2 separate regions of the Homo sapiens genome follow, and region 1 is linked to region 2. The links are chromatin loops, found by intact Hi-C in ENCODE. Cell type or tissue: heart right ventricle. All regions are shown on one strand. Links, peaks and the distances in the headings refer to the core of each region. The heading gives the core; the rest is flanking DNA.

What was found. Hi-C counts contacts between places; a loop is a spot of excess contacts. Peaks named below come from ENCODE experiments on the same cell type or tissue, not always from the same donor. Only the 100,000 strongest peaks of a DNase experiment are listed, where the experiment ranks them.
Region 1: it touches region 2 in a loop (2.4-fold over the local background); 12 of 110 quality-filtered maps call a loop at or near these places.

Annotation. Positions count from the first base shown.
Region 1 is chr5:111,817,267-111,833,023 of GRCh38, reverse strand. It overlaps LOC105379122 (a long non-coding RNA gene), which reads right to left and starts at 6,255. Exons shown (of 3, transcript XR_007058900.1): 1 at 6,147-6,255. It also overlaps a transcript of NREP not described here. In heart right ventricle, for the core only: no CTCF peak of the experiment used is centred there; no DNase peak of the experiment used is centred there.
Region 2 is chr5:111,544,847-111,560,603 of GRCh38, reverse strand. The region is part of intron 1 of STARD4-AS1 (STARD4 antisense RNA 1); the gene reads right to left. Among named protein-coding and RNA genes, the nearest start is that of STARD4, 40 kb to the right of the region's middle. RefSeq lists an enhancer at 10,092-10,171. In heart right ventricle, for the core only: a CTCF peak has its summit at 9,884 (motif pointing left); a DNase peak (open chromatin) is centred at 9,843; H3K4me3 peaks cover 1,024 bases; H3K27ac peaks cover 2,158 bases.

The sequences.
Region 1 (15,757 bases), core at 6,766-9,265, 270 kb before region 2:
TTGTAATCATTGGAGCCTGCCTGGCGGGAGCTACATTAGTCAGGGACAGATGAACACTGCTTCCAATGTGGCCTCCAAGCCAGGTTAGGGCTCTACTCTTATTTAGAGTGATTGAGTCTAATCCTTGATTTTGGAGGAACTTCCTGAAGAGTCCAACTTGCCCCGTTTGTTCAAGGTACCACCTGGGTGGCATTTGTCCTACCATGGAATGACTGCGTATTGGCTATGGGAATGGGAGTGGTAAAGAGATTCAGAGATGCTATCAGGCATTTTGCCTGGAAAGCGTAGCAGCTGAGACCTTCCCCTGTTGTTTCTAAGATTTCTCAGTAAAATTAAGGGAAATAGTAACTGTATTGGGGTCAGAACCATCTGGTAGAGAATGACAGACACAGAAGTTATTTAAAGTGCTTGCAATGGTTATAGGGAGAGCCACACTATTGCATTTTCCTTCCTGAGGAAGCCTCCAGGATGGTCTTTTGTTTGTTTGTGTTCTGAGACAGGGTACCACTCTGTCACCCAGGCAGGAGTGCAGTGATGCTATGTCCGCTCATTGCAAGCTCGTCCCAGATTTAAGCAATCCTCCCACCTCATCAGACCCACAAGTAGCTGGGACTACAGGCTCATGCCACCCCCAGCTAATGTTTTGTTGTTGTTGTTGTTTGTTTTTCTGTAAAGGTGGGGTTTCGCCATATTGTCCAGGCTGGTCCCTAACTCATGAGCTCTAGTGATCTGCCTGCCTCGGCCTCCCAAAGTGCTAGGATTACAGGGTTGAGCCACCACACCCAGCCCCAGGGTGGTTTTGAAAGACATAGCTCATTAATGTCCTTTTTTCCTCTGTACCTACTGAGGTCTAAGGTTTTCCTTCCCCAGAGGCCAGGGTTGTGGCTCTACCTCCACTGCCACAAAGTTTTTATGTTCCATTCCCGTAAGAGTAACTTCACTTTGTTATAAATCATTTCCTACTCACTCTTAGACCTTTCGTCCAGAAGGTTCCAATACATCCAGAAGGTAGAAAGCGTTCTTATAACACTCATAGAGACCCTTTGTCCTACACTTGGCCTACGTGGGCCACTCAGCAAGCAGTGTACTCAACCCAGTGACCTTTATCTTGTGGGGGATGTCAACCCCACAAGAGGGCCAGATAGTGGCACCAGAAATAAGTTTTTATTCTCTAGGCCCTTTTTGTCTGGCAGCTATCTTGAGGGCGTGCCAACCAGACTTCCCTGAGGCTGCCATTAACAGAAAGAAAGAAGTGTTGTGTCCAGGAATGATCAGGATAGAACCTCAAATTTTTAAAACAGATCTGGATAATACCCATACTGCTTTCATTTTAGTTATAACTCAGGAAGAGGCTGAGAGAAGATGATTCCTTTCTGGGGACAGCCACCTACAGTGAACAAACTGTCTTGCACAAGTGGGTGAACCGGTGGGAGGAAAGAGTGGTAGAGTCAAAAATCCTTTGGCATTGTTTTTTGAGAAGGATGTTCCAACATGCCCTGATACAGGATGCCTGTGGATGATGAGAAGAGCGAAAAGCCCATCAAATATGTTGACAACCAGCCCATTGTTGAGTGGCTTTTGTAATAAAAGCCATGCATTTTCAGACTCCAGATCGACTAAAAAACTGAAGACATGCCATAGACTAGTTTCAATGGCCCAATGGTATGACCTGAGTTGGCTGATGGAACTGGTGCAATTAACACCAGAAACTGTGAGGATGTCAGTGGAGGAGAGAAACCACTGATAGCCACCAAGAGAAGGGTAAGCCCAGTAGAAAGCTAATTGGTACTTCCAAAAGGGATGTACCCAGTAGCCATGTCAGTAAAGTGATGAGTGTAAAACCACAGATGCGCTTCCAGATGGAAGCTTTCAGTAAAGGTTCCCTTTGCCAGAGACTCCAATAGGCAAAATCATCAGTTACACAGACTTGTAGCTTGTAGAGGTCATTATGGTTTGGGGGCCCTGCTTGGAATGGGCCAGAGAGATGGCTGATTTAAACTAGCGTTTTTCTACATGTTGCTCTTCCCATATAGGAGAATTCCTTCCATCACTTATGGAACAGGGAAGTACAAGTAAATAACACATCAATTTCTGCTGTAGTTTCAAGTTTAGAAGTAACAATAATAGTACATTAAATTAGTCCAAAAGGCCCCACCAATAAAATCACATTAGCTTTCCTTTATTACTGTGGGTTCTGTATAACTCTTATCAGTAGAATCATGGTGTCCCCATCCTTCATGGAACTGATGGGATGATAAATTGGGCACCTGTATGCAACAGAACCATAAAAGTTTGAGTTCATCTCCCTGAAATTCCTCAGCATACTCAAACAGGTATATCTAGCCATTAGAGACAAAGAGACCTCAGCCACACCCCTAATCACACCTTCTCTTAAAGCAGCTTAGGCTGGAGGGAGAATGGCTTTGTGCCAATAAATATGTCTTTGCATTCACATTCAAGTTTGAGTGTTGTGGCTTGTGACTCAGCCAAATAAACTGTTGATTCTTTATATCAGAAGATGAGATCATCATGGCTGACAACACCCATTTCAGCTTTCGCTATCTCTTGATTCCTCAGGAAAGCCACAATGTTTTCCTCTGGGGCTCTGAGGTTTGTATCCTTTGCCTGATTTAGGATTGACTCTTCCAGTGGCACCTTTTGTTTATTTGTTTGTTTCTGAGAAATCCATCTTAACCCAGGGTGTTAGCTCCTTCTGTGTCATTGTAAGATCTTTTAAACTTCACTTGGCTTTAACCTAAGACAGGAGTGTCCGATCTTTAGGGGGCCACATTAGAAGAATTCTTTTGGGCCACACATGAAATACACTAACATTAACAATAGCTGATGAACAACAACAACAACAAAAAAAACAGCTGAAAACTCCTAACATTTTAAGAAAGTTGACAAAGTTGTGTTGGGCCACATTTAAAGCCATCCTGGGCCACATGCAGCCTGTGGGCCATGGGCTGGACAAGCTTGACCTAAGATCTAGGAAAGTTTTCCTGAGTGGCAGTGCTAATTACAAGAATCTGTCTAGATTCTTTTGGGAAATTTTTTCATTCTTGAGTGAGTCACTTTCATCAGCACTGTACACCCAGTCCAGGGCTGTAAGAGCTGGTATAGTAGTCAATACCTCATCTGTGTTTCCCATGGGAGCTTTTCCAGCCCATGGCACGCTATGTGGGTGAAGTCATTGAGTTTAAAAAGCTAGGAATGGGTTGGATAAATTCAGTAGCTAGTCAATGTCTAGATCTCCTGTCATCCAACACAGAAAAATAGCAGGGTGAGTGGGCTATTATCCCTCAGCTCAGAAGATTGAGTTCAGGTAAAGTCTAGACTGAGAGTCAGATACCAGGTATTTACAAGGGATTTGATCTCTGAGTGCATCCATTGTGAGGCAAGAAAGAGAAAGAAATTTGATGGAGGAATTGAGCTTAGAAGCCAGAAAGAGCAGATGTAAAGGGACATAATCTGGAATCAAAGGTCAAAAACCTAAAGGGAACTAGGTATATGTGGGTGCAGATTGGGAAGAAGCCAGAAGTGTCAAGGCACATTACATTGTCTTTATGGGCCGGTGGGTGTCAGATTATCTTGCAGAAACATGTTTATGATAATCATCTCTCATTTGGTCTTCTGAATTAGAGTCTTAACTGGTTTCTCTGACTCCAGCCTCCCCCTGCCAATTCTTCCTCCATGTGGCTGCCAGAGTTCCATTTACAAAATACAAATCTGATTATGTCAGTACGTTGCTTGAAAACCCTTTTTTGGTCTCTCACTGCAAAATGAAAGTCTCAACTCCTTAGCATGCCGCTTAATGTCCTTCACAAGTTGAACACGGTTTGCTTTGCAACCTCATCTCTGTGTCTTCCCAACATGTACCCAATGTTCTAGCCACATAGAATTATATGTTTTTGTTTTTTTTTTTCCAGATACACTATGCTCTTTCATGATGGTTTGCCCTTATTTCCTTGCCTGGAATGACCTTGTCTTTCTCTGCTTGGAAAACAACTAGCTTCAGCTCAGCTGTCTCCCCCTCTAAATGTCTCTCTAATCTACAGGCTGTGATCCCATAGTATCACATGCACATTGATTATGATGTTGTGTTTGTGTAATGCCTATTATCTGTGCTGTCCACCAGGCTGTGACCTTCCTGAGAGAACTTGTCTTATTCATTATGATAGCTCCTCTACCTATTTCAAACCTTGGCATACAGTAGTCATTTATTCAATATTTGTTGAATGTAATAATATCTTAGTGATACAACAAATTGTTTGAGGCAGTAAGTTTTTTTATCATGCTAAAAATTCAGATAGGGACCCAAGTATCTAGATTATTATTAATAATAACACCACTCCACCAAGTATAATATTAATGATTTTGTATTACATAGTCATTTTTTTTATTTCCAAAGCAATCAACGGTAATTGCTGTAATTAAGCGCTCTAATCTTTAAGGCTCTTAAGTGTGAAATTAAGCTGAAGTCATCCAAGGGACAGCAGGTAAACATTGTTTTAGGGAATTAATATTTGTTTGTGGTTTTTCCAAAGAGACATATAGGTTATACATATACTCAACAATTTTTTTTTCTATAATACTCTTACTTGGTCCCAAAGTAGCACATCCCCTCCATACTCCCTCACTCCCACCCCAAACTCCAAAGTTCCTCTTCACCTATTGCCTAGAAAACAAATATCCGGCCGGGCGCGGTGTCTCACGCCTGTAATCCCAACACTTTGGGATGCTGAGGCGGTGGATCACTTGAGGTTGAGAGTTCGCAACTAGCCTGACCAACACAGAGAAACCCCATCTCTACTAAAAATATAAAATTAGCTGGGCATGATGGCACATGCCTGTAATCCCAGCTACTCAGGAGGCTGAGGCAGAAGAATCGCTTGAACCTGGGAGCTGGAGGTTGCGGTGAGCCGAGATCGTGCCATTGCACTCCAGCCTGGGCAAACAAGAGCGAAACTCCGTCTTAAAAAAAAAAAAATTCTAAAGGAAATATATATTTTGTATCAAGTTACCTAAAAATACAAAAGGTGCTGTGGAAGCATTATTTGAAATAGTTTTCTGAAGGAACCTCTGGAAAACATACTTCTTGTGCCTTTGGTACTGTCTTGGATCTCCAGAGAGTACATAGGTTTTTTGTTGTTGTTTTTTGTTTGTTTTCTTTTGTTTTTTGAGACAGAGTCATCCCGTGTGGCCCAGGCTGGAGTGCAGTGGCATCATCTCGACTCACTTCAACCTCCAACTTCCAGGTTCAAGCAATTCTTCTGCCTCAGCTTCCTGAGTAGCTGGGATTACAGGTGCACACCACCACACCCAGCTAATTTTTGTATTTTTTAGTAGAGACAAGGTTTCGCCATGTTGGCCAGGCTGGTCTCGAATTTCTGACCTCAAGTGATCCACCCACCACAGCCTCCCAAATTGCAGGTGTGAACCCCCACACCCGGCCTAGAGCACACAGGTTTTATTCAATCTGAAGGGCAACTGGCATAACCATTTTCTGGAAAAGCACTGTAAATGGATGACCTCATAACCTTGGAGGAGCAGCCTGGTTCCTCAGTAACTTGGGCATTGTGTAGCCATTTTGTAAAAATCTTTGACTCTGCCAGTGATCCTTGTCTTCATGACAAGTATTAATGAAGTGGAACTAAGAAAATATTAGTAGCCCCAAACAACCCTTCTGGTGTAACATGTTGGTTCCTTGACATTAAACTACAAGTATAGGTAGGAAGCAAACCAAACGTGTGCATCCCTTACACTGATGGTATGCAGCAGTGCCCATTATTCCACTAGTGAAGTTTTATCAAACATACATTTAGAGTAGTAATAATCCTTCACTATATAAGGAAAACATCACTGATCAATCTCAACATTTTTCCCACTGGACATGGGAAAGCCGACTACTAACAAGCAATCAAAATTAGTGTTTAAGAAAATATCTAGCCAACTATTAACGAGCAATCAGAATTAGTGTTTAAGAAAATATCTATTTGCCAATTTTACCCCAGTGCATAAGGATACACTCTCAAATAAGAAAATATTATTTGTAATAAGGCAACCCAACAAATATTAATTGGCTATTGTAATGTACATTACATGTGGGCTTATTCCATACCCATTCCAACCCTCTTTCAACTTACCTTCTTCCACTAAAATGGGGGAAAAGCTCAAAATTATACTTCCGGCTAGGTGTGGTGGCTCAGGGCTATAATCCCAGCACTTTGGGAGGCCAAGACAGGTGGATCACTTGAGGCCAGGAATTTGAGACCAGCATGGCCAACATGGCGAAAACTCGTCTCTACCGAAAATACAAAAATTAGCCAGGTATGCTGGCACGTGCCTATAATCCCAGCTACTGGTGTGTGCAGAATTGCTTCCTTCTGGTGGGTTCTTTGTCTCACTGACTTCAAGAATGAAGCCACGGACCCCTGCGGTGTTAAAGTTCTTAAAGATGGTGTGTCCTGAGTTTGTTCCTTCAGATGTTCAGATGCGTCTGGAGTTTCTTCCTTCTGGTGCATTGGTGGTCTTGCTGACTTCAGGAGTGAAGCCGCAGACCTTCATGGTCAGTGTTACAGCTCATAAATGCAGTGCAGACCCAAACACTGAGCAGCAGCCAGATTTATTGCCAAAAGCAAAACAACAAAACTTCCACAGTGCTGAAGGAGACCTGAGTGGTTGCCAGTGGTGACGCGTGGCCTGCTTTTACTCCCTTATTTGGCCCCACCCACATCCTGCTGATTGGTCCATTATACAGAGAGCTGATTGGTCCATTTTACAGACTGCTGATTGGTCGTTTTCTACAGAGTGCTGATTGGTGCGTTTACGAACCTTTAGCTAGACACAAAGCACTGATTGGTGGATTTACAATCCTTCAGCTAGACATAAAAGTTCTCCAAGTCCCCACGTGACCCAGAAGCCCAGGTGGCTTCACCTCTCACTGGGAGACTGAAGCAGGAGAATCGCTTGAACACGGTAGGCGGAGGTTACAGTGAGCTGAGACTGTGCCACTGCATTCCAGCTTGGGTGACAGAGCAAGACTGTCTCAAAAAAAAAAAAAAAATCCAAACGAGCAAAAAGATTATATTTCCACACTCCCTTGCAGTTAGAGTGCAGTCATATGACCTAGGTGCCACCCATCAGATGTCCCTGAGGGAGACCTGAATATTAAAATGAGAAACTTTAAGCTATGGCCTCGGATAGAGAATAGACCTCCTGACAAGCACCATGGAGTTAGAAGCTGGTTCTCCTGGAACCACTGTGATGGTAGATAGTTGTGTTTATACCTAAGCATGCTCAGGGCTAAGTTTTGGGCTGCAGTTGCAGTGGTTTTATTAGAGTAGTTCATGATGTGAACTGAGCATTTTTCCTACCTACATCCTTCCTGACTACGCAGTATCCACATCTGATTTTCTTGCATTCCAGGAGATTTGTGAGCTACCAAAAATCCTTTCTGTTTCAATAAACTAGTGTCTTCTGTTCTTGGTAATCAAGAATTCTGCATGTGCCTTTCATGTGCCAATCACATATTCCCTGCTTGTTAGTGTATTCTAGAAAGAGAGACAGTAAACAAAATTAAAAACATGTCATTGCAGTTGTGGAGTTAAAATGAAAAAAGCATAGGGAGCTATGGAAGATAATGAAGTTTGCAGCTGTGGACCTGTCCTATTCTCCCACCCCAATACTTAGTATCCATTTGGACTGAAGACTAGAGGTAGAAACAATGAGCACTTTGCTTTGATATGAACATTGCTGCCTAGGCCTTTTCTGAAAATATAAAGAAGAGTTTTATTTATTTATTTATTTTTCTATATTTATTTATTTATTTGAGTTTTATTTTTAATCCATTAAATGTCAAAGGATCTAACATTGCTATTAATGAGCATGTATGATAACAGAATATGAAAGCAGTTTAATGCAAAAGGAAAATAGAGTCTACATAACTGCACACTTTTTAGCTGTAATACATCACAGTTCTTAACTCTGACTAAGGAAACACTTAGGTTCTGAGGAGACGTATATCTCTTCTGTGACTATGAATTAAGCACAACACACATAACAACATAGACGATATATGTAATGCATTTATTGAACTATTCATAGCACTTTACATAAAGACCTATGTCTTACTCCTGTTTTGCTTCACATAATTTATTTATTGTAACCAATGTATACACTATACACCTATGCACTCAAGGCTACATAACTGGAACAACTGTGTGCTAAATTCACCTGGAAAAGATTATAAATAATAGATACAAAAATACGTATGGAATTCTATACACCTTTGAAATATGAGATCTACTTTTGATGAACTTTCTGGCCACAGTCAAATTAGGAATGTAATAGACTTCATCTAAAAATCCCATTAAATTCCTAATGGGATTATTGCCTTACCAATTTTAACATAAATGTGCCCTTCCATCAACATATTTCTATAGATAAAAAAGTACAATGTGTTTGAAAAAACATGGGCTTTCAAAAAACATTAAAAAAGAGCTGTGTTTCCATCCCAATGCTTCTGTTTGCTAGCTTTGTGCCCATGACTAGGTTACTTAATTTCTTGGCACGTCATTGCATAATGGGAAAGATAATATTGGTCTACAGGGGTTAGGCTCTAAAACATATTTTTTATTTATTTATTTATTTTTTGAGACGGAGTCTCGCTCTGTCGTCCAGGCTGGAGTGCAGTGGCGTGATTTCTGCTCACTGGAAGCTCCGCCTCCCTGGTTCATGCCGTTCTCCTGCCTCAGCCTCCCGAGTAGCTGGGATTACAGGTGCCCACCACTACGCCAGGCTAATTTTTGTATTTTTAGTAGAGACGGGGTTTCACCGTGTTAGCCAGGATGGCCTTGATCTCCTGACCTCGTGATCCGCCCGACTCAGCCTCCTGAAGTGCTGGGATTACAGGCTTGAGCCACCATGCCGGGCTAAAACATATTTCTTTCCCATTTTCCATTAGTGCCACTCTTACCTTTGGTCCCTCAGAATTTCTAGAAAAATCAGTATTAATTTCATTAATCTGTGAACCAATTAAAGTAGATATTTATCTGTATGCATGTATTTATGTACTTAGATACATGCTACACTAAAACTAAACTTGTAAAATACCTAAAAATACATCTGTATCTAGGAAACATCTACTTTTAAAAAGTAGTGATTAAGCTCCTGTTTGTCATCTGACTTTACAGAGTGATGATTTTATTAGAATAAGTAAGATCGTGAGATTTTTCACTCAGAAGACACATTGAATTACTCTGGACTTCTGCCAGGATATGTAAAACAATAAGAATTTAGTGAAATTTTGAAACCCAAAGACTTATCTATAACCCACAGTTTAGACTATAATCTTATAGCGCTCAGCTCAGACATTCTTCATTAATAATAAAATTATAGACAATCCTAGTTAATATTTTTATACTTGTCTATTAAATAACATAATACACATTTAGAAATTATGGTATATGTAATGTTTTTATTGAACTCTTTATATCATTCTATTTTAACAACTGGACATTTTTCTTAGGGAAAAAGTATATTGATAAAGATAAATATATATGAGTACTTTAATTAAAGTTAAAATTCAGGTTAATTCCAATTGTCAGGAGACAGAGCTAGACTGGGGATTAGATAGGAAGATAGAGATACATGCAAACATGTATGGTGCTGTAGTTTGGTTTATTTGACCCATCAAAATTTCATGTTGAAATTTGGTCCCCATTGTTGGAGGTGGGTCTTGTGGGAGGTGTTTGGGTCATGGGGTTGTATCTCTCATGAATAGATTAATGTCTTCCCTTGGAGGAGGCAGTGAGTGAGTTCTCACTCTATTAGTTCTTGTGAGAGCTGGGTATTGAAAAGAACCTGACCCCTACCCTCTCACTCTTTTGCTTCCTCTCTTGCCATGATTTCTGCACATACCGGATCCCCTTAGTCTTCCCCCATGAGTTCAAGCAGCCTGTGGCCCTTGCCAGATGCAGATGCCCAATCTCAAACTTTTCCAGATTCAGAACCAGAGCCAAATAAACCTTTTTTCAATGAATTACCTAGCCTCCAGTATTCCTTTACAGCAACATAAATGGACTAAAACATATGGCTTTTAGTTTTATAATTTTTACTTGATTCTTATTTATTGATTCCAGTGATATGTTGATGTTCTCCATTTTTCATTTATACTTTTCTGCATACTAATGACAAATATTTTAAAGTCTGTGTCACATAACTACAATATATGGATTTCCTGTGTATCTGTTTCTGTTTTCAATTATTTTCTGTTAATTGTTGACTATTTGAGCTTGTTCACTGGTATACCAAGTACTGTTTTTTAATTTACATGGTGGACATTATCCATGAAAGTTATGGAGAAAATTTCAGACTCTGAATGATTTGATGTTTTCCTAGAGCGTATTCACTTTGGATTTATGCAGGCAGCTACAGTAAGGGCAAATCAGTAGTCTAATAGGAACAGAGATGAAGCTGTGTTTCAATCTTTGTAAGGACTGGTATATTTCCATTTGACTTTACTCCTAGCATGTAAGCCTTTCAGGAATCCCGATTGATAGCCTGGATGTTTACCGAGGTCTCTCCTCTTTTGAAAGCTCTAAACTCAAATTTTTGTTGCCCTAATTCTATTATATCAAACTGCCTAAGGGTCTTCTCAGCTTCTCAGTCTCTGTCACTGATTTCTAGCTTCCCAGTCTTTTAGTTATCTGTTGTAAGTTTACAAATAACTCCAGGGAAAAGTGACACCAAATCTTGAGCTCATTATTCTTTATTCCCCTTCTCTCCAGGACCTTGGACTTTCAAGTCTTCACTGCTTTGATAACTTTCCAATGCCTTCAAAGACTTGATTTCCATATTTCCTACTTTTTTTAGTTGTTTTCAATGGGAAGGTTGGTCTGAAATGAGCTGGTCCACACTAAATGGAATTTGCCTGTGTTCTTCAGCTCTTGCTGATTCAAAATTTGATTAACTAGTTTGCAAATTAGCTGTGGTTTAAAAATAATAAAAAGTTTACTTAAAATATATATACAGAAAATATTTTAAGCATTTTCATAGTAGAAGAGGTTGTTGGTACTGTTTACAAAGCAGCATATTCTACGTAATATTACTGCAACACAAGATGCTTTTGTCTTCCAGAAAAAAAATACATAAATATTTCTTCTCCTATAAATACCCTCTTCTGAGTTCTTCTAAGCCACAGTCAAGCAAAAAGTGAAGGCAAGAGAGAGCTAAATAAGGAGCTGCTAATACCAAAGCAAGGACAATGATGCTGAATGAGTTTGGTGAAGAGAGAAAGGGAGAAAGAAAGGACATGAAACTCAACACACATCTCTGCTCTACTTGCTTCTTGTTTTATTGTTTTTTTAAAAACAGGCTCAGCTAAAAAATACCAACACAGACATTTTAATAGAGAAACTGTCTGCATTTTTTTGGTCAAGAAATTTCTTTGATGTTGACTGGTTCTAAATATTTTTCCTTTGATGTGTTTGGATTCAGATTTAGAAATATAATTGTGTCCCCAAATATGATTACATTAATGACTTTAACTAGGATTCCATTATATCTATTTATACCACATTTGAAAAGTTTTGTTTTTCATGTACACATGCTTGATTTGAAAGCAACCAAAGACAGGAGTTGATTTTTTTTTTTTTAAAGAAGGGAATGATAAAACGGAGCTAAAAATATTTGTGTCTGGAGCTACATTTCAGATTCTATAGTCTTAAATGATTCATTAGATCTTATAATTCCTCATAGTCCTAATCAGGAATACAAAAATAATATAACAAAGAAAGCATGAGAATCTAACAGGGCTGCTACACTGCACAGCTCTTAGAGGTACCAGCGGAGTGCTGTGTGCATGGTATCTTCTGAAGTATTGCAGAGCAGTGGCCCTGGGTCTAAGGCTAACATCTAGTCTGGTGGTTCTCTAACCTAATTATATATCAGAATGCACTTGGTGTGCTTTTGAAGAACACTGACTTCAGACCTACCCAACTGAAATCTGAAAGACTGGGGATTCAGAGGACTGTCTTTATATTTCTGAAAGTTACCCAGTTATTTTTACAGTACAGCTGACTTTAGAAACTTCTGGTTAAATTACTTCTCATCTCTGTTTCTAAAATATACTTATAGGATTAGATTTTTCTTGTTTTTAGGCAACATCATTAATTGGAGACTTTCCTTATCTTCTATCAATAATCCACTTCAATCACTGACAACTTTTTCCACAAAAATTCTTTATATCTTATCTAATATAATTCAGCTACAAATTAAGCTTTGTAAATAGTCTCCAATGAAACCATAAAGGCAGACAGATCACACTTCTATAATTTTTATTTTTAAATATGAAATATTTTAAATGTGTAGAAAAGCACTAACAATAATGTAACATATTTATGATCAGCCATATATGTCCCAGTTTTGTCTCTTTCCAATTAAAAAAAAAAATCAGCTCTAGCCCTGCATCATCTTTTTCCATTTCCCATCTCCCCAGAGGTTATCATTATCTTGAAATTGGTGCTTATCATTCCCACACATAGTTTAGTAATCATACTATATGTATATATAGTTAATCCCAATCATTTGTGGATTTCATATTTGTAAATTTGCCTACTCTCTAAGACTTACTTGCAGCTCCAAAATCAATACTTGTGAAGCTTTTGCAGTCATTTGCAAACGTGCACAGAGCAGTGAGAAATTTAAGTTGTTCAACGTGCACATCCCTAACTGAGATTAAGCAAGGTGGCGCTCTGCCTTCTTGTATCAACTTTCATCCTGTACACAAGCACTTTTTTTTTGTGATCTATTTAGTACCACATTTTGAGCTGTTTGTTGGTGATTTTGCTGTTTAAAATGGCTTCTGACGGTCAGGGTGATCAGATGTCAAAGTGGGAGATTCTCTCTCTACGGACTTAGCAGGATTCTTGTTAAATGTGAGCTATGGAGACCAGGCAAGGAATAGGGGCCTAGGTGGAGATCTAGTTGAGAGGAGAGCTCAAAAATCTGACTAAAGTTTGATCAAGGAGAGAGTCTTTGTCAGTATCTGTGGCAATTTTTTTAAATTACTGAAAGTGAGGCTTATTTACATTCTTCAAGACTTACCAATTAATAAGCTCTCTTAAAATCTCCAGTTTTAATGTCTGTCTGTTCCAAGTGTAGTCCTGAAATACTGTCAAGTATTCCTAAGTGCAAGAAGGCCACAATGTGCCTCTTGGAGAAATATGAGTTAAATAAGCTTCATTCAGGCTTGAGATATAATGCTATTGCTTGTAAGTTCAATGTAATGTATCAACAATGTATATTAAATAAGGTGTCTTTAAAAATAAATACACATAACACAAAGTTATATTCATCTGTTGATGAAAATGTTATGACCAGAGGCTTGCAGGAACCTAACCCCATATTTTCCCCAGGAGCAATGGTTCACTATTTGCTAATTCAGTATTCATGGCAACTTCATAGAATATGTTAGAAGCAAAATGCTTGTTCCTTGGTGCTGCAAAGAAATAGTGCTCGAACATTAATTTTCTCAGCAAGGCAATTTTTACTTCTATAGAAGGGTACGACTTGCAGATGGAGTAATGGCGGGAACACACCTGGACAAGGGAGGGGAAGGGGTTCTTATTCCTGACACAGGTAGCCCATACTGCTGTGTCATTCCCCTATTGGCTAGGGTTGGACCACACAGTCTATGCTAATTCCGTTTAGCTATTTTAAAGAGAGCAGAGGTACAAGCCAGAGTGGCAGGGTGAGTAGTTTGACAGAAAGGGTGGTTAGAGAACAGGTGACTCAGGATGATTCAGGTCAGAGCAGGTGACCAGGGGTGACTCAGGTCAAAGCAGGTGACCAGAGGAACAGATATGAACTACTGATTAGAACTGGTGGGAAAGTTGTTTACTGAAACTAGAGGCAAGCAGGTAAAGAGAACCAGGAAGTTAAACTTTAAAATGGAGAATCAAAGAATAAGAGAGCTGAACATACTGACATACTGATTCTTTGAAGAGAAACTTGGAGTTCACTATATCTAACAAGTATAACTACCATAAATAATGGGAATCAACTCTACTTACAAATAATAAATGGTATTGTTTTATGCATTGTAGGTTTAAATAGTTTATCTACCTATCCTTTTGTTACCTTTTTCCATTCCACACTATACTGTTGAGATTTATACATATCTAATTCTTTCATTTTAACCTGTAAAATCTGTACAAAAATACTACAGTTTTTTTATCCTTACCACTACAATCAGATTGTTTTCAATTTTTGTCAAACAATGGTACACTACATTACTTTACACATGCATATGCATGAGAGTGTTTCTTTGGTACATTTCTAGAAGGCCACAGTTCTTCAGTTGGTGTTGTTTCAAATACTTCAGAGAAATCATTAACTTAATCCCAATATCTCTTCTTCAGAGTCATGCAATATATCCTAATTGTTTACATTAGTTTGTAAACTGAATGCTTTTCAGCAAATCATAGCCTTAATCTCAGTTTACAAATGAAAGTCACTGGCCACAGAACAAAACAGACAACAAAAAAAGGCTTTATATTGATTATGTGAATATTAAAAATATTAGCAGAATAATTATTCTCAGTACATAATCAAGGACTTCATTTTACCCATATCTCTATAACACCACGTCACTGCCATTTTTCTGAAGAATGTATTTTTTAAAGTTTCTTTTTGTAAGGAAGTTGCTTCAAAATTGCATTTTACAATTATTATGTTTAAAATTGTTGACACCTTCAGTTAACTCTTCACAGCAGATCAAACTATTAGATTGAATAATGTGCAATTAATTATAATATGACACTGCAGATTTTCTGAATTACATTTTTAAAAATGTATGATCTAATTATTTAATGTTTTTCTACAAAATTGCCTTTAATCATCTTTAAAGTTGCATTTTGTAGTTAATACATTTCAAATATCTGATAACTTCAGTTGAGAATTCTGGGTATACCATAATAATTAATTGAAACTTGTGGAATTTCTGATATTTGACTTTCTTTCACCTACCAAAGAATGGCTCTTTCAGATGATGTGATGTAATATTTTTATTGAGAAAATATTATGTTTATGTGTTGAACTGATAAACTCAGGGTCAATTCTTACACATGTGAAATATTTTTTGTATTCTAATATATGTGTGTGTATACATACACATATATCAGTGTATGTATAACCTTTTTTTTTTTTTTTTTTTTTGAGATGAAGTCTTGCTCTGTTGCCCAGGCTGGAGTGCAGTGGCACGATCTCAGCTCACTGTAAGCTCCGCCTCCTGGGTTCATGCCATTCTCCTGCCTCAGCCTCCCGAGTAGCTGGGACTACAGGCGCCCGCCACTACGCCCGGCTAATTTTTTGTATTTTTAGTAGAGACGAGGTTTCACCATGTTAGCCAGAATGGTCTCGATCTCCTGACCTCGTGATCCACCCACCTTGGCCTCCCAAAGTGCTGGGATTACAGGTGTGAGCCACCATGCCAAGCCTCTAATATATTTTAAAAGGAAAAAAGTTAAAAATCAATTATCTAAAAAATCTAGAAAATAGCAAATTAAATCATAATAGAAAGGATGTTCTTTAATCTGATTGACAAAAACTTCAGAAATCTTACAGCATGCATCAAAATTAAAGGTAAAAATTTAAGCTTTCCCACTGGTATTGAGAATGAGAAAAGGAAGTCTATCATCACCACTTCCATTCAATGATGCACTGAGGTTCCGTCCAGTGCAATAACACAATAAAA
Region 2 (15,757 bases), core at 8,752-11,251:
ACAATTGTCTTGAAGATGAGCAAGGAACCAAAGGGAGATGTGGAGAAAGTCAAGAAATGAAGTATAAACAAAAGGGAAATATTAATAAACATATACAAAACCTAGAAAGAAACCAAAAAGAAAATTTGAAGCTGAGAAGTACACTAACTAAAATGCAAAATTTGGCAGAGGGATTCAAAGGCAGATTTGATCAGACAGAAGAAAGAAGCAGTAAACTTGAAGAGGACAATGGAAATTATCAAGCCTGAGGAACAGAAAGAAAAAAGATTGAAGAAAAGTGAAGAATCCTCAGGGATCTGTGGGACGCCATCAAACAGACCAACATATACATTGTGTGAGTTCCAGAGGGAGGAAAGAGAGAGAGAAGGGGGCAGAAAGAATATTTGAGGAAGCAATGGCTAATAACTTCCTGAATATGTTGATGTTAATATAAACATCCAAGAAGCTCAATGATGAACTCAAAGAAACTCACACCAAGACACACTATAAACAAACTTACAAAGGACAATGAGAGAGTTTTGAAAGTGACAGAGAAAGGTGGCTAGTCACAAAAAGGGGATCATGAATAAGATTTTCAGAAAATTTCTCATCAGAAACTCTGGAGGCTAGAAGATAGTGGGTCATATAGTCAAAGTGCTAAAAGAAAAAAAAAATCTCTCTGCTAAGAATCCTATTTCTGGCAAAACTGTTGTCCAAAAATGAGGGAAAAATTAAGACATTCCTAGACAAACTAAAGCTGAGAGAATTTATTACCACTAGACCTTCTCTGTAAAAAAAGAAAATGATCAAGGGAGTCCTGCAGGATAAAATAAAAGAACAATGGATGGTAATTCAAAGTCATGTGAAGAAATAAATATCTCAATGAAAGTAAATATGTGAGCAATTAGAAAAGCTAGTATTGTAACAACAGTTTGTAGTTCCACTTTTTTTTACACCATGATTAAAGAGACAAAGCCATTAAAATCAGTTTAAAAATGAGTATTATGGTAACTTCAGTTTCTAATTCCACATTTTGTTTTCTACACAATTTCAGAGACTAATACATTTTTAAAAAACTATTAGTTTATGTTTTGGGGCACACAGTGTATAAAGATGTAATTCTGTGACATCAGCAACTTAAAGAGGTGAGGACAGAGTTGTAAACAAGCAGAGTTTTTATACGTAACTGAAGTTAAAATGGTATAAATTCAAATTAAAGCATATTCACTTTAAGATGTTAAATGTAATCTCCATGGTATGGGAATTTAGACATGAGAAAAATTTAAACACTTCACTATAATATAATAATAAATAGTGAAATATAGAATAATAAAAATAAAATATAAAATAAAAAATAGTGAAATAATAGAAGTCTCTTCTTATCAGTAATCACTCTAAATGTAAATGTACTAAACTTTCCAATAAAAAGACAGCAGTATGGATGAAAACATGTGATCCAACTAAGTGCTGTCTATAAGAAACTCACTTTAGATCCAAAGATACAAATAAAGTGAAAGGATGGAAAATGATATTCTATGGAAATAGTAACAAAAAGAGAGCAGAAGTGGCTACACTAATATCAGACAAAATACACTTTCAATCAAAAAAGATTACAAAACACTGAGAAGGAAATTATATATTCACAAAAATATTAATGCAGTGAGAAGATATAATAATAAAAATTATTTATGCACCTAATAACTACCAAAGTATAGGAAGCAAAAACTGACATAATTGAAGGCAGAAACAGACTGTTCTACAATAATAACTGGAGACTTTATTATGCCACTCTAAATAATGACTAGAACAACCAGATAGAAGACGAGTAAGGAAACAGCAGACTTAACATAATAATAGATATATACAGAATATTTTACCCAACAAAAACAGCACACGTTTCTCCAATGCACATGGGACATTTTAGAGGATACACTGTATGTTTTACCACAGATTAAGTTTCATTAGGCTTTAAAAGGCAAGTATCATACAAAGCATCTTCTCTAACCACAATAGGTTAAAGTTAGAAATCAATAACACCAGTACAATTTTTTTAAGTTACAAATTTGTGGAAATTAAATGATGCAGTGTTGAAAAGCTAATGATCAAAGAAGAAAACAAATGGGAAATTGTGAAATTCTTAGAGAAAACTAAAAATAAAAACAGAACATACCAAAACTTACAGAATATAGTGCACAGTGAAGGTCATGCTAAAGGGGAAATTTATAGCTACAAATGTTTACATTAAAAGAACAAGAAAGATCTTAAATCAATAACCTAACCTTACAATAAGTAATAAACTAAAGAAGAATAAACTAAACCCAAAGCCAGCAGAAGGAAGAAAATAATTAAAAATTAAATCAGAGATAAGAGAATAGAAAAGCAACAGAAAAAATCAATGAAACCAAAAGTTGATTATTTGAACAGATCAATGAAATTGACAAACTTTAAGCTAGATTGACTAAGAGAGAAAGAGATGACTCAGTTTACTAAAAGCAGAAATAACATTGGGGACATTATTCCTGATTCTACAAAAGTAAAAAAGCTTAAAAGGAAGTACTATGAACAACTTTACACCGACAAATTAGATAACCTAGATGAAATGAACAAATTTCTAGGAACATAAAACCTACCAAGACCAAGTCATGAAGAAACAGAAAATCTAAATAGACCTATAGCTATTAAGGAGATTGAGTCAGTAACCAAAAATCTCCTGACAAACAAAATCACCAGATATTATGACTTCATGGGTGAATTCTACCAAACATTTAAATAACAGATACCACTACTTCTCTAATTTTTCCAAAAAATTGAAGAAGAGAGAACACTTCCTAGTTTGTTCTATGAATTCAGCATTACCCTGATAATGAAGACAAAGACACTAAGAGAAAAGAAAACTGAAGATCAATATTTCTTATGAACAAAAGGGATAAAGTTCTCCAACGCAAAAATTCTCAACATAATACTAGCAAACCACAATTAGCAGTATATTTAAAGAATTATACACCATGACCAAGCGGGATTTATTTCTAAAATGCAGGGATAGTTCAACATAGAAAAAAATGTTCAACATAATACATCATATTAACAGAATAAAATAAAAAATGAATGATCATTTCAATTGGTGCAGAAAAAAGCAGTCGAGGAAATTCAACATATTTTCATGGCAGAAATATGCAACAAACTGAAAATAGAATAAGACTACCTCAACATAATAAAATTCAGTAAAGAAAAACCCACAGCAAACATCATACTCAATGGTGAAAGACTGAAAGCTTTTCCTCTAAGATCAGGAACAAAATAAGGATGTTCAGTTTCACCATTTCTGTTTGATATAGCACTGGAAAACCCAGCAAAAGCAATTAGGCCAGAAAAAAAATAAAAATTATCCAAATGGGAAGGGAAGAAGTAAAATTTATCTCTGTTCACAGTGGATATCATGTTACTATATGTAGATAATGCTAAGGGTTCCACAAACAATTGTTAGAGCTAATACATGAGTTCAGCAAAGGAGCAGGATACAAATCAACACACAAAAATTAATTGGATTTTTTATACACTAACAATGAACTGAAAAAGAAACCATGAAAACAATCTCATTTACAACAAGACTAAAAAGAGTAAAATACTTACGAATTAACCAAAGAGCTGAAAGACTTAAACAATAAAATTACAAAATGTTGCTATAAGAAATTAAAGAAGACATAAATAAATGTAAACACATTCCATGTCCACTGATTGGAAGACTTAATATTGTTGAGATTTTTATACCACACAAAGTGATCTTCAGTGCAATCCCTATTAAATCCCAATAATACTTTTTGCAGAAATAGAATAATCTATCTTAAAATTCATATGGAGTATCAAGGGACCTTGAATAGCTATAACAGTCTCTAAAAAGAAGAACAAAGCTGGATGACTCACCCTTCCTAATTTTAAAACTTACTGCAAAGATAGAGTAATAAAAACAGTGCGGAACTGGCATAAAGAAAAACATATAGACCAATAAAATAGAATAGAAGGTCCAGAAAAACCCTCACATATACGGTCAAATGATTTTTGAAAGGGTGCCAAGGCCATTCAATGCAGAAAGGACAGTCTTTCGACAAAGGGAGCTGGGAAATTGGATATCCACATGCAAGAGAAAAGCTGGACCCTTACCTGACACTAGCTACAAATTTAACTCAAAGTAGAAAGGTGGTTACCAGAGGCTGAAAGCGAGGGGAGGAAATAGAAAACGGGGAGATGTTGATCAAAGGGTACAAAGTTTCAGTTAGACTGGAGGAATAAGTTTTAATGATTCATAATTGTACTGCCTGTTAATAATAATGTGTTATATATTCCAAAGTTGCCAAAATAATATAATTTTAATGTCCTCACCCCAAAGATAAGTTCATAAGGTGATAAATATGTCAGTTAGCTCCAGTGAATCTTTCTACAATGTATACGTAAATCAAAACATCACATTCTACCTAATTAATATACACAATAATTTGTCACTTAAAAATAAATTAATTTTTTTAGAAAGTTAAAAAGAATCCTCAAAATATGTCAAAGACCTAAATATAAGACCTAAACTATAACACACTTAGAAGAAAACATAGGGGGATAATGGCATGGCATTGGATTTGGCAATGATTTCTTAGATATTTTAGGTTGGTGCAAAAGTAATTGCGGTTTTTGCCATTAAAAGTAATGACAAAAACCTCAATTACTTTTTCACCAACCTAATAATACCAGAGACACAAACACAAAAGAGAAAATTAGACTTCATAAAAATTCTTTAAAAATGTGCATCAAAAGGTATCAGTAGAGTAAAAAGGTAACACACAGAATGGAGAAAAAAATCTGCAAATCATACATCCAGTATGGGATTAACAAATATATTGAGAACTCCTACAGCTCCAACAATATAAACAACCCCATTCAAAAATGGGCAAAGGATTTGAATAGACATTTCTCCAAAGAGGATATACAAACTACTAATGGGTACATGAAAAGATGCTCGACATCACCAATCATTAAGGAAATGCAATTCAAAATTACCATGAGATACCACCACACACCCTTTAGGGTGGCGACTACCAAAAACAAACTAACTTCAGAAAATAAGAAGTGTTTGGCAAAGATGTACAGAAATCGGAAGCTTTGTGCCCTGTTGATGGGAATGTAAAATATGCCAGCCATGATAGAAAACAGTGTAGTGGCTCGAAAATTAAAAATAGAATTACCATCTGATCCAGCAATTCTACTTCTGGGTATATACTCAAAAGAACTGAAAGCAGCTGCAGCAATTAAAAAGAATAAGTTCATGTCCTTTGCAGGGACATGGATGAAGCTGGAAACCATCATTCTCAGCAAACTAACACAGGAACAGAAAACCAAACACCGCATGTTCTCACTCATAAGCGGAAGTTGAACAATGAGAACACATGGACACAGAGAGGGGAACATCACACACTGAGGCCTGTTGGGGGGTATAGGGCAAGGAGAGAGAGAGCATTAGGACAAATACCTAATGCATGCAGGGCTTACAACCTAGTTGACGGGTTGATAGGCGCAGCAAACCACCATGGCACATGTAAACCTATGTAACGAACCTAGACGTCCTGCACATGTATCCCATAACTTTAAAAAAAAAAAAAAAAAGGAAAAGAAAAGAAAAAAAGAGGAAGAATTGAAAGCAGTATCTTGAAGAGACATTTTTTTACCTATGTTCCTAGCAATCTTATTCACAATAGTTAAAATGTGGAAGCAATCCAAGTGTCCATCAATGGTATGAATGGATAACCAAACAGTGGTATATACATACAATGAAATATTATTCAGCCTTAAAAAGCAAAGAAATTCTTACACATGCTACAACACAGATGAAACTTGAGGACACTATGCTAAGTGAAATAAGCCAGTCGCAAAAGACAAATACTGTATGATTCCACTTATATGAGCAACTTAGAACAGTCAAAATCATAGAGACAAAGTAGAAAAGTGGTTGTTAGGGAATGGGAATGTATCAATCCATTCTAACACTGCTATAAAGAACTACTTGAGACTGGTTAATTTACAAGGAAAAGAGGTTTAATTAACTCGCAGTTCTGCAGTTACAGAAGGCATGGCTGGGAAGGCCTCAGGAAACTTACGATCATGGTAGAAAGTGAAGGGCAAGCAAGGCATGTCTTCACATGACCAGCAGGAGAAAGAGCAAAGGCGGAAGTGCTACACACTTTTAACAACCAGATCTCGTAAGAACTCACTCACTATCACAAGAACAGCAAGAAGGAAATCCACCTTCGTGATCCGATCGCCTCCCACCAGGTCCCTCCCCCAGTACTGGGGATTACAATTCAACATGAGATTTGAGTGGGTACACACAGCCAAACCATATCAGGGAGAGAGGAGTATGGAGAGTTATTGCTAAATAAACACAGAGTTTCAGTTTTACATGATCAAAAGACTTATGGAGATAGATCATGGTGGTGGTTGCTCAACACAATGAATGCATTTAACACCATTGAACTGTACAGTGAGATTTCAAACTTTCTTCAGCTATGAGAAGATCTGGCAGCACTGGGCCCTCCTGATAGCAAATGAAAAAACACTCCCTTTAGATGGGGTCAGCACTCTCTGGACTGATGTAATGCTTATGTCATTTGTGTTTCCACAGCAGTGGAAAATCAGTGCCCATTGTCTTCCATCCTCTTTCATTCAGCTCACTTCATTCATTTTCCTTCTCTGTCTTCTCCCCGTAACCACTTGAATTTGCAAGGTTCCTCTGCACTAAATTGTTTTTAACCACTGTTTAATCTTGTTTTGCTTTATTCAAATTTAATCACATCTTAAAACATCCTCTTGTCTTCATTTTATTTATTTTTTATTTTTCTCTTATCTTAACTTTAGGTGTCAAAATCCATCTACTTAGCTCACTGGTTGCTGAGCATCTTCAGGACTTTAAATGGCAACTTCATTTCAAAAGCTCTTAACTGTTTCATTAAAATAATCTATCATGTTAACACTCTTAATTATTCAAATACTTCTAATTCACTGTTCTCTCTCTAACCTTTTTTTGAAGAGAATCTGACTTCTGATTAATATTGCCTCCTTTATTCAGTTTAGCTTAAGTTAGAAAAAGCAAGATGGTAACAGCACCCCTGCCCAGGTTCCTAAACATTGGAGAGCTGCTGATCTTTCAATTAAAACTAAGAGAAGTCTTCGGCAAGTTTGAGGGTCATGTTGGTGTTCCATATTATATAGTAAGTTGGCTCTAGGAAGCAAGAACTGATACCTCCATGTACCAGAAAATTGTCATGAACTTCTCCTTAAATGGGACCCAAGGAACTAACCTGGCACTCATGGAAAGCTAAACCTGGGAGACTAACTGTGCAGCTCAGCAAATTCTCTCCCTGATCCACACTGTAAATATGCAATCAAATCTCTTGACACTGTAAGCTAATGGAGATCAGCTAGTAGAAGGTCTTTGGAGGGCAATCAGGTGGTATTAAAAATATGCTAATGGCAGCTTGTGATCTAGCAGCAGGACCCCAGGATTTGGGGTTGGCATGGTAACTGCCAGCAGATAGTTCACACAGAACAGGAACAACGGAAAGAATTAGAATGAACTGCTTAAATGCAACTGTTAATGAAAAATGTGGAGCACAATCAGAAAGAATGTTTGGTGCCCTCAGTGGCAAAAACAAACAAACCAACAAAAACACATACATACAAAACACAAGACCAAAAAGTGAAGTGAATGCTTTCCATTTTGCTATGGCAATCAAAGGTCATAGGAGCCAGCCATTGGGAAGAATTTAGAATTTAACCTGATGGTTTTATAGAGGACCTGTGACTTTGTTGAAATACAAGTGTTTCATATGTGAATGACAGAAGTGTCATATGTGTATGTGTCTCCTCACCAAGGCTGAAAGAAAAGGTCTGACAGGGAACAGCTTTTAACAATCTACTCTATCAAAGGCAGTACAGATGGTTGTTTTTGCTTTTAGCTTAACTGAATGTCAAATGAAAAAAAAAAAAGGCTTCTTCTCATACATATATCCAACACATAGAAAGAGGTTGAATTGGGGCTTGCACTCAAGTGCACATACATTACTGGGCAAACGTAATGCATGCTTAAGGGTGCGTGCACCCGTGTGCATTCCTGTATTTTAGGTGTGCCCTCTACTTTTTCCCTTCTCTGCCTGAAGCTGGAAATTTCATAGCAACTCAGCCTCTGCCAGTATGGGCTTGAGACCACAAAGAACGAGATTCTTTCCTGTTTTCCCATTGCAAAGCCTAAATGCCATTGTAAATGATTTTTCCTGGCGGGATGTATTAATACAAAAAGACAGGCTAAGTTCACTGTACCCATTAGCCTTGCTAACCCTTGTGGCTGAGGGCAATGATACAGAGTCAAATAATGTGAAGGGAGCTGCTGGAAACAGGCAGCAGTTGGATGACTCCAGGAAAACAAAGGTAATATGTCTGCATCCAGCACAGAGGCTCTCACGTGCCAGAGATGGAAATGAAGCTGTGAAAACAGAAAGTAGGCATGCACATCTCTGGAGGCTAAGGAAAAAAGGAGACAGAGAGGCAGACAGACCATGAATTAAGTGAGCTTGGGAATGCAGAGAAGACAATGGGAAAACTAGTGAAAGCTCAAAGAACAATTTGTATGCAGAGGAGTAGGAGCACGGCAAAGAAGAAATTCAACTCCTTAAGGATCTGTGTTTCGATCCACACTGTCCTTAGCCTAGCCTGAAACCCCTGCTTGGGAAAAAGTTTTGTCGTTTGAAAAATGCCCTTTTAAAATGACTTAGGCATAATTTCCTTCTCTTAGTCACTTCCTTCCTTCGCTTTGATACAACAGTCGCTTAAAGAAAAACCAGGGGAGAAAAGGTGGTGGAAATGCGTACAATTGGAAACAATTGCTATTGTCCTAGACATGTTCAATCTAGCAGAGACTGACAGGTGCTCTGCTGCTCAGAGGATGCAGTTAGATATGCTGTCATAAAATTAACACCTGGGGAACTAAGGTTTTGTGGGAGCAGCATGAAACATATATAATTTGGGACTCTAAGAAAAACAATACAGAATTACAATATGAAATTGTGAGAACATTCTTAGAGAGTTGGAAAGAGCCTAGGGAAGTAAGGGCCTTATCAGTTAATATCCATTATTTATCACATGTTACCATGACAACACCTGCAGGGAGCGGGGAGCACCTTTCCAATAAGGGGCCTTTAGTCAAAGAAAAATACAGGTCCATTTGTTTTTTCAAGACACAGCCTGCTCTTAAAACACCCACAATGTTGTCTGCTCATTAGACTAAATTCTGCATCCTGTACTGCTAATAGCACTTCCTGAGGAAATGGGTGGGAATTCCAAGATAGTATCACTAAGAAACTAAGTGACTTTAATTTCTAAGGGACTTTAGTTTCTAGGCATATTTCTAAGGGATGCCTAAATGACTGTATTATTTCACCTAAAATAATATACAATCTCTTGGTCTTGCAGCAGATCTGATGTTGATGTGTATGGTGTGAAATGAAAGAAGACAAAAGGTTCACCTTGAATCTTTCTAGAGGCCAAAGACAGCAGCTCATTGCTTACTTGTTAAGTACGAACTTAATGAGTACTGTTACAAATAGTGGGAGGCTCCCACAGAATATGACTTAGGAGAAAATAGAGCACTGCTGCTATAAGAGGAGTCTTTTGTTTGTGAAATCACAAGAACACCTGTGATTCAGCTCCCCAGGAACTTCAGTGGGCCAGTGTCCATTACTTTCATCATCAGGGATGTTTTCGTGTTGGGGCCTCTCTCTGAAGGTCCTGGTTTACCCCGAGGGAGCTTAGTGAGTCAGGCGCACAGGATGTGAATGGATGAGCCAGGACTTTCTTCTACCAGGGCGCCCTCTTGTGGGGATCTTATTAATTATCTTGCAAGGAAAGGGACCTTATACCCGGTTGCCTTCACAAGGCACAATTGTGAAGATTCACTTGTCCTATAAAGCCTCAGTCATCAGGCTTCAAATAGATATGCTCTCTCCTCTCTTCTCACTGTGGTTGAACTGGTCTACTTCTCTGTTTTCTTGTGACCAAGGTATGGGCAGCAACATGCCGCATGAAGAGTGCCCTCCTTCTGGTAAGAAGGCACATCACCAGTGACTTGCCCTTGTCCTTCTGTAGCTGTGTGCTTCTAAGCACAGGTAACCTAAAGTTCTCTGTCAGGCAAAATGAGTGTCCTGAGCATACTGCTTGCACCCTACTTGGGCATTCTTCCAAATCTTCCTAAATGTGCAAGACCCAGGCTACCATGCAGTAGTAGCACGATCATAGGTCACTGTAACCTTCAACTCCTGGGCTCAAGCAGTCCTCCTGCCCTAGCCTCCTGAGTAGCCAGAACTGCAGGCACACACCACCATATCCAGCTAATTTTTTTGTAGAGACAAAGTCTTACTATGTAGCACAGGCTGGTCTCAAACTCTGGGCCTCAAGGAATCCTCCTGCCTCAGCCTCCCAAGGCGCTGAGATTACAAGTGTGAGCCACCATACCTGGCTTATGCTTCTTAATTTTCTCCAAATCTTAATCACCCTTTAAGTCTCAACCTGAAAGTCTGGGTACGGTTGCTCTCATCCTCCAAGCAAGAAGTTGATAGATCTCTTTGATGTTTTTTCAGTCTTCTTTTTTGTTTTTTTTGAGATGAAGTCTTGCTCTTGTCCCCTAGGCTGGAGTGCGATGGTGCTATCTCGGCTTACTGCAACCTCTGCCTCCCGGGTTCAAGCGATTCTTCTGCCTCAGCCCCCGAGTAGCTGGGATTATAGGCGCCTGCCACCATGCCTGGCTAGGTTTTGTATTTTTAGTAGAGACGGGGTTTTATCATGTTGGCCAGGCTGGTCTTGAACTCCTGACCTCAGGTGATCCACCCACCTCGGCCTCCCAAAGTACTGGGATTACAGGCGTGAGCCACCGCTCCCGGCCTCTCAGTCTTCTTTTTACTTATCAAAACCTCCCAACAGACCAGGCTTACCAAGGAGAGAAATTGTGTTTGTTTCTGACTATGTTGCTCCGGGTTATGATCCGAGTGCCGGCCTGTTATCTGTCACATAACAGGTGCTAAATAGGCATTGGATGACAAATGACCAGACTCCATTCACTCACATTGCACACGCTCTTCTTAACTGCTAATGCATACACATTTGGTGCAATTCCTTGGCAGTGCTGCACGGCTAACAACTTATTTACAGAGTAAACAACTACCCACACCTCCTGTGTGTCAAACACAGAACTCCCTGGAGTGGAAAAGCAATCGACAAAGAAGATAAAGAGAAGTAGGGTCATAACCAGGAAAAAATGGTGTCTACAATGCCAAAGGAGGAGAGAAATGATCAGATAAAGGTGGCAGATTGCCACCTGCTGAGAGGGCAAAATTCTTAAGGGATTTGCCACTTATGTGGCCATTGTTAGAAACACTATCATGAGCAATTTCAGTTAAGTGCTGAAAATGACTGGCTCTGTGGTCAGAGACATAAACAGTACTATTTTTAATCACTCTTCAAGGTTTCCATGAAGAGTAAGGAAGGAGTATTAGAGGCTGGCACTTTGTGTCCACTACAAGAATGGTCTCTAAGCAGGTGTTAGATTTTATTAAATTGCAATCTTCATGTGGCTCCAGTGACAGGCTCTGATTTGGATGGCCTTCCAGTTGTGACCAATGGAGCTTCACATCCCCCCAAATCACTGGGCCTCCTTTAAACACGTCTCATTTAGCCTCTTTGGCTTCTTATCAGGCTCAAGAAACAATCTAAGATTGCAAGCGAGTGCACTCTGGAGAAGGATAATTGCTGTGAATGACTAAAGAAGGCCTCTCAGCATTAGTGTTATCATGAGCTTGAAAACCTGCAAATCATATGATAATTATTCCTGAAGTTCCTTGGCAGCCCTTAAGTATAATTATCATGTAATCTGCAAGGCTCAGAATGTTTTCAAAACAAGCGTGCATGGAAAAGAAATGGAATGAGCCCCTCCTTTTTTATTAGCATATCCCTGCTCCCAGGTCAAGTGACCAAGGTACGGGCAGCAACATGCCGCATGAAGAGTGTCCTCCTTCTGGTAGGGAAGCACATCACCAGTGACTTGCCCTTGTCCTCCGATCATGACAGCCTTGTTTGCCTGCTGGCATTGAACAGTGATCTGTTCCATGGTGATCTGTGCCTTTGTGCTTTGTTTCCTTTCTGACACTGCAGGTGGGTACTGTATTTCCTAGGTGAGCCATTCAAGTGAGTCCTAAGGATTTTAAGATTAACCCACAGAAAATTAATTTTGTCAGGTGTGGTGCATGGGAGGCTTTTTGGTTAGCTTAGATTGCCAAGTAGAAAGGAGAAAACTCGATGACTCAATAAAGCCTGTTGATTCTGCTCCTTATCCAAGGTGAGGATGTCCCCTATCCTCCTGGAGAACACTGGTGATTACCTGCCTCCTCTGGAGCCAGCACTGCACTGGTGTGAAATGCAACTTGATTTAAGAAAAAAGCAGGCTGGGTAGGGTGGCTCACGCCTGTAATCCCCGCACTTTGGGAGGCTGAGGCGGGTGGATCACCTGAGGTCAGGAGTTCGAGACCAGCCTGACCAATATGGTGAAACCCCGTCTCTACTAAAACTACAAAAATTAACCGGGCATGGTGGTATGTGCTTGTAGTCCCAGCTACTCTGGAGGCTGAGACAGGAGAATCACTTGAACCCAGGAGGTGGAGGTTGCAGTGAGCTGAGATCACACCACTGCGCTCCAGCCTGGACAACAGAGTGAGACTCCATCTCGAAAAAGAAAAAAAGCACAGCAGTTTTACAGCTTAGGGTAGAAGACCAAGAAAATAAAATCATGTAGCTATTTGGGAAACATTAAATAAAAGGTGATTTTCAAATCTTAGCCGATCTCTAGCAGAGAGTGCTTATTTAGCTGCAGTAGTGATGAGCAGCCTTTCCCATGTTGGATGATGGATGGAATCATTGGATTGTGAAGGCCTACAGGATAAAAGCTGTACATTAGTCCTCTTGGTATCACAGGACCCAGGTTCTGACACACAGAGGGCCCTACACGTGACTAAATGAATATGATCCCTTCTCTGTACAAAAGTCTAGTGTTTTTCGAGAATTCCTAACTTGTAGCAATTTGAGGTAGTAGACAAGACAGTGAAATGGGAATAGGGTCTGTATGGAGGCTACAGCCACTGTCCCCATGAATTATCAAATGTGCTCCTGCTCCCACCCTTATCCCTCACCACGTCTGCAACTCTACAGCAACTAACTCTACCCCAGTTAGGGGAGGAAGACCTTTTTCTTCAAATATCTATTCCTCTGGCCAATTGACCAACCTGTCAGGACAGAGCAGGAAGACTCAGTATAAAACAGTGCTTATTCTCACATCTGACACAAAATAGCGAGTAAATTTTTTTTTTTTTTTGAGACGGAGTCTGTCTGTGTTGCCCAGGCTGGAGTGCAGTGGCACCATCTCAGCTCACTGCAAACTCCGCCTTCTGGATTCACACCATTCTCCTGCCTCAGCCTCCTGTGTAGCTGGGACCACAGGCACCCACCACTACGTCTGGCTAATTTTTTTTTTGTATTGTTAGTAGAGATGGGGTTTCACCATGTTAGCCAGGATGGTCTTGATCTTCTGACCTCGTGAACCGCCCGCCTCGGCCTCCCAAAGTGCTGGGATTACAGGCGTGAGCCACTGTGCCCGGCCGTGAGTGAATTTTTTAAAAATAAAATTGTGTGTTTTGGTTTATTTCATAAATATATTTAAAGAAAATTAAGGAAATATAGAAAAGTAGAAAACATTGAAAAAGCTACCCAGCATCATCACTCTAGCCTACCTTTGTTAACGTATTTATCGTATTTCCTTCTCATCTCTTTTCTAAGCAGTATTTGTTTTTGTTTTCCTGTTATTATGGGCATATAGTACATATAATTGCATCTTACTTTAACTTAAGTCATGATTGTTTCCCTGTAACATTATTGTACACTCTTAATAAATATTTTCCATAGCCAAAGGATGATAGAGTCATAATTTACGTACCCATTGCTCTATGGTGGCAACTCAAGATTATTTCAGTTTTCACCATTCACTAATAGTATTGCAAGAAATGTCCTTATGTATACAGCATTTTCTTTCTTTAAAATTATTTTCTTAGAGAAAAATATTATAACATAAGGTTAGGTGAAGAGTTCTTAGGACTGACACCAAGGTGCATCTGTAAAGACAAAAAATTGACAAATTGGACCTCATTACATCAAAAATCTTTTCTCTGCTTAATATGCTGCCAAGAGAATGAAGAAATAAGCTACAGACTTGAAGAATATATTCGCAAATCATCTATCTGACAAAGGCTACGTGCCCAAAATATATGAAGAACTATCAAGACTCATTGATAAGAAAACATACAATCCAATTAAAAAAGGGGCAAAGGACTTGAACAGGCATTTTACCAAAGAGGTTTTAAGGATGGCAAATAAATACATGAAAAGATGTTCAACATCATTGGCCATTAGATAAATTCAAATACAATTAAACATTACTACACACCTTTTGAAATTGCTAAAATTAAAAATGCCAACAATACCAATGCTGGTAAGGAATTAGAACTCTCACACATTCCTGGTAGAAAGGAAAACTGGTAAAGCCACTGGAAAACAGTTTCATAGTTTTCTATAAAGCTAAACACACCCTTGCCACTGATAGCAACCCCACTCCGGGGCATTTATCCTACAATGGGGAGAACTAATATTACACACACACGTGTAAGCCTGTACACATGTGTTCATAGTAGCATTATCTGTGGCCGCCAAAAACCTGAAATTACTCAGTGTCCTTCAATGAGCAAATGGATAAACGAACTATGGTTCGTTCACACAATGGAATACTACTAAGTAGTAAAAAGGAACACACTATACTAAACAACTTAGATAACTTTTAAAAGCATTCTGCTGGGTCAGAAAAGCCAGTCTCAAAGGGTTACATATGTTTCATTTATTTGACATTTTCAAAAGACAAGACTACAAGAATAGAAACCAGATCCGTGGTTGCCAGGGGCTATAAGTAGGGGATGTTACTCTGAAGGGATAGCTTGAGGGAGTTTCTTGGAAGACGGAAAAGTTCGGTATCCCAATGGTGGTGGTGGTTACATGAATCTATATGTATGTTAAATCTCATAGAATTCTACTTCAAAAGAAAAAAAGTGACTTTACTGTATGATCATTAAAACAAATTAAATTCAATTTTAAAAATAAAGATCTTTTTTTAAGTTGCATAAATGAAGCAAACAGCAGTGAAAGGATGAGAGTCCTATGGAGCTTCATTAGCTACTTAGCTCAACCTATGTGGAAACCAAGATGTGATGGGACTTGCCCAGGGTCATGGGCAAGCCTGAGATGAATGAGTAGGAAGAGTTACACCTTCCTGCTTCCGTGTTGTTTCCAGAAAATGCTTGAGTCTCTTCAGCTGAAAGATGTGGTGTGGAAAGTTACAGAATTATTTGCTTCTCATGAATCCAGTCTAGAGAGGATATGGTGGGGACAGGGAAGCAGAGGGGAATTTACATCATGGCACTTGGAAAATTAGCCCCATTCTGCAGAAAATCTTGTTTTAATCAGCCTGAAACTATGCATTCTCTTGACTAATGAGCAAACACAGTTAACTCTGCAGGGTTTCTGATCCCAGTGCTGTGTCAAAAGAAAAAGAAGTTCAGAAAGCCGCTCCTTGGTTGGCCCGTGAAAGCTTCCATAGATAGAG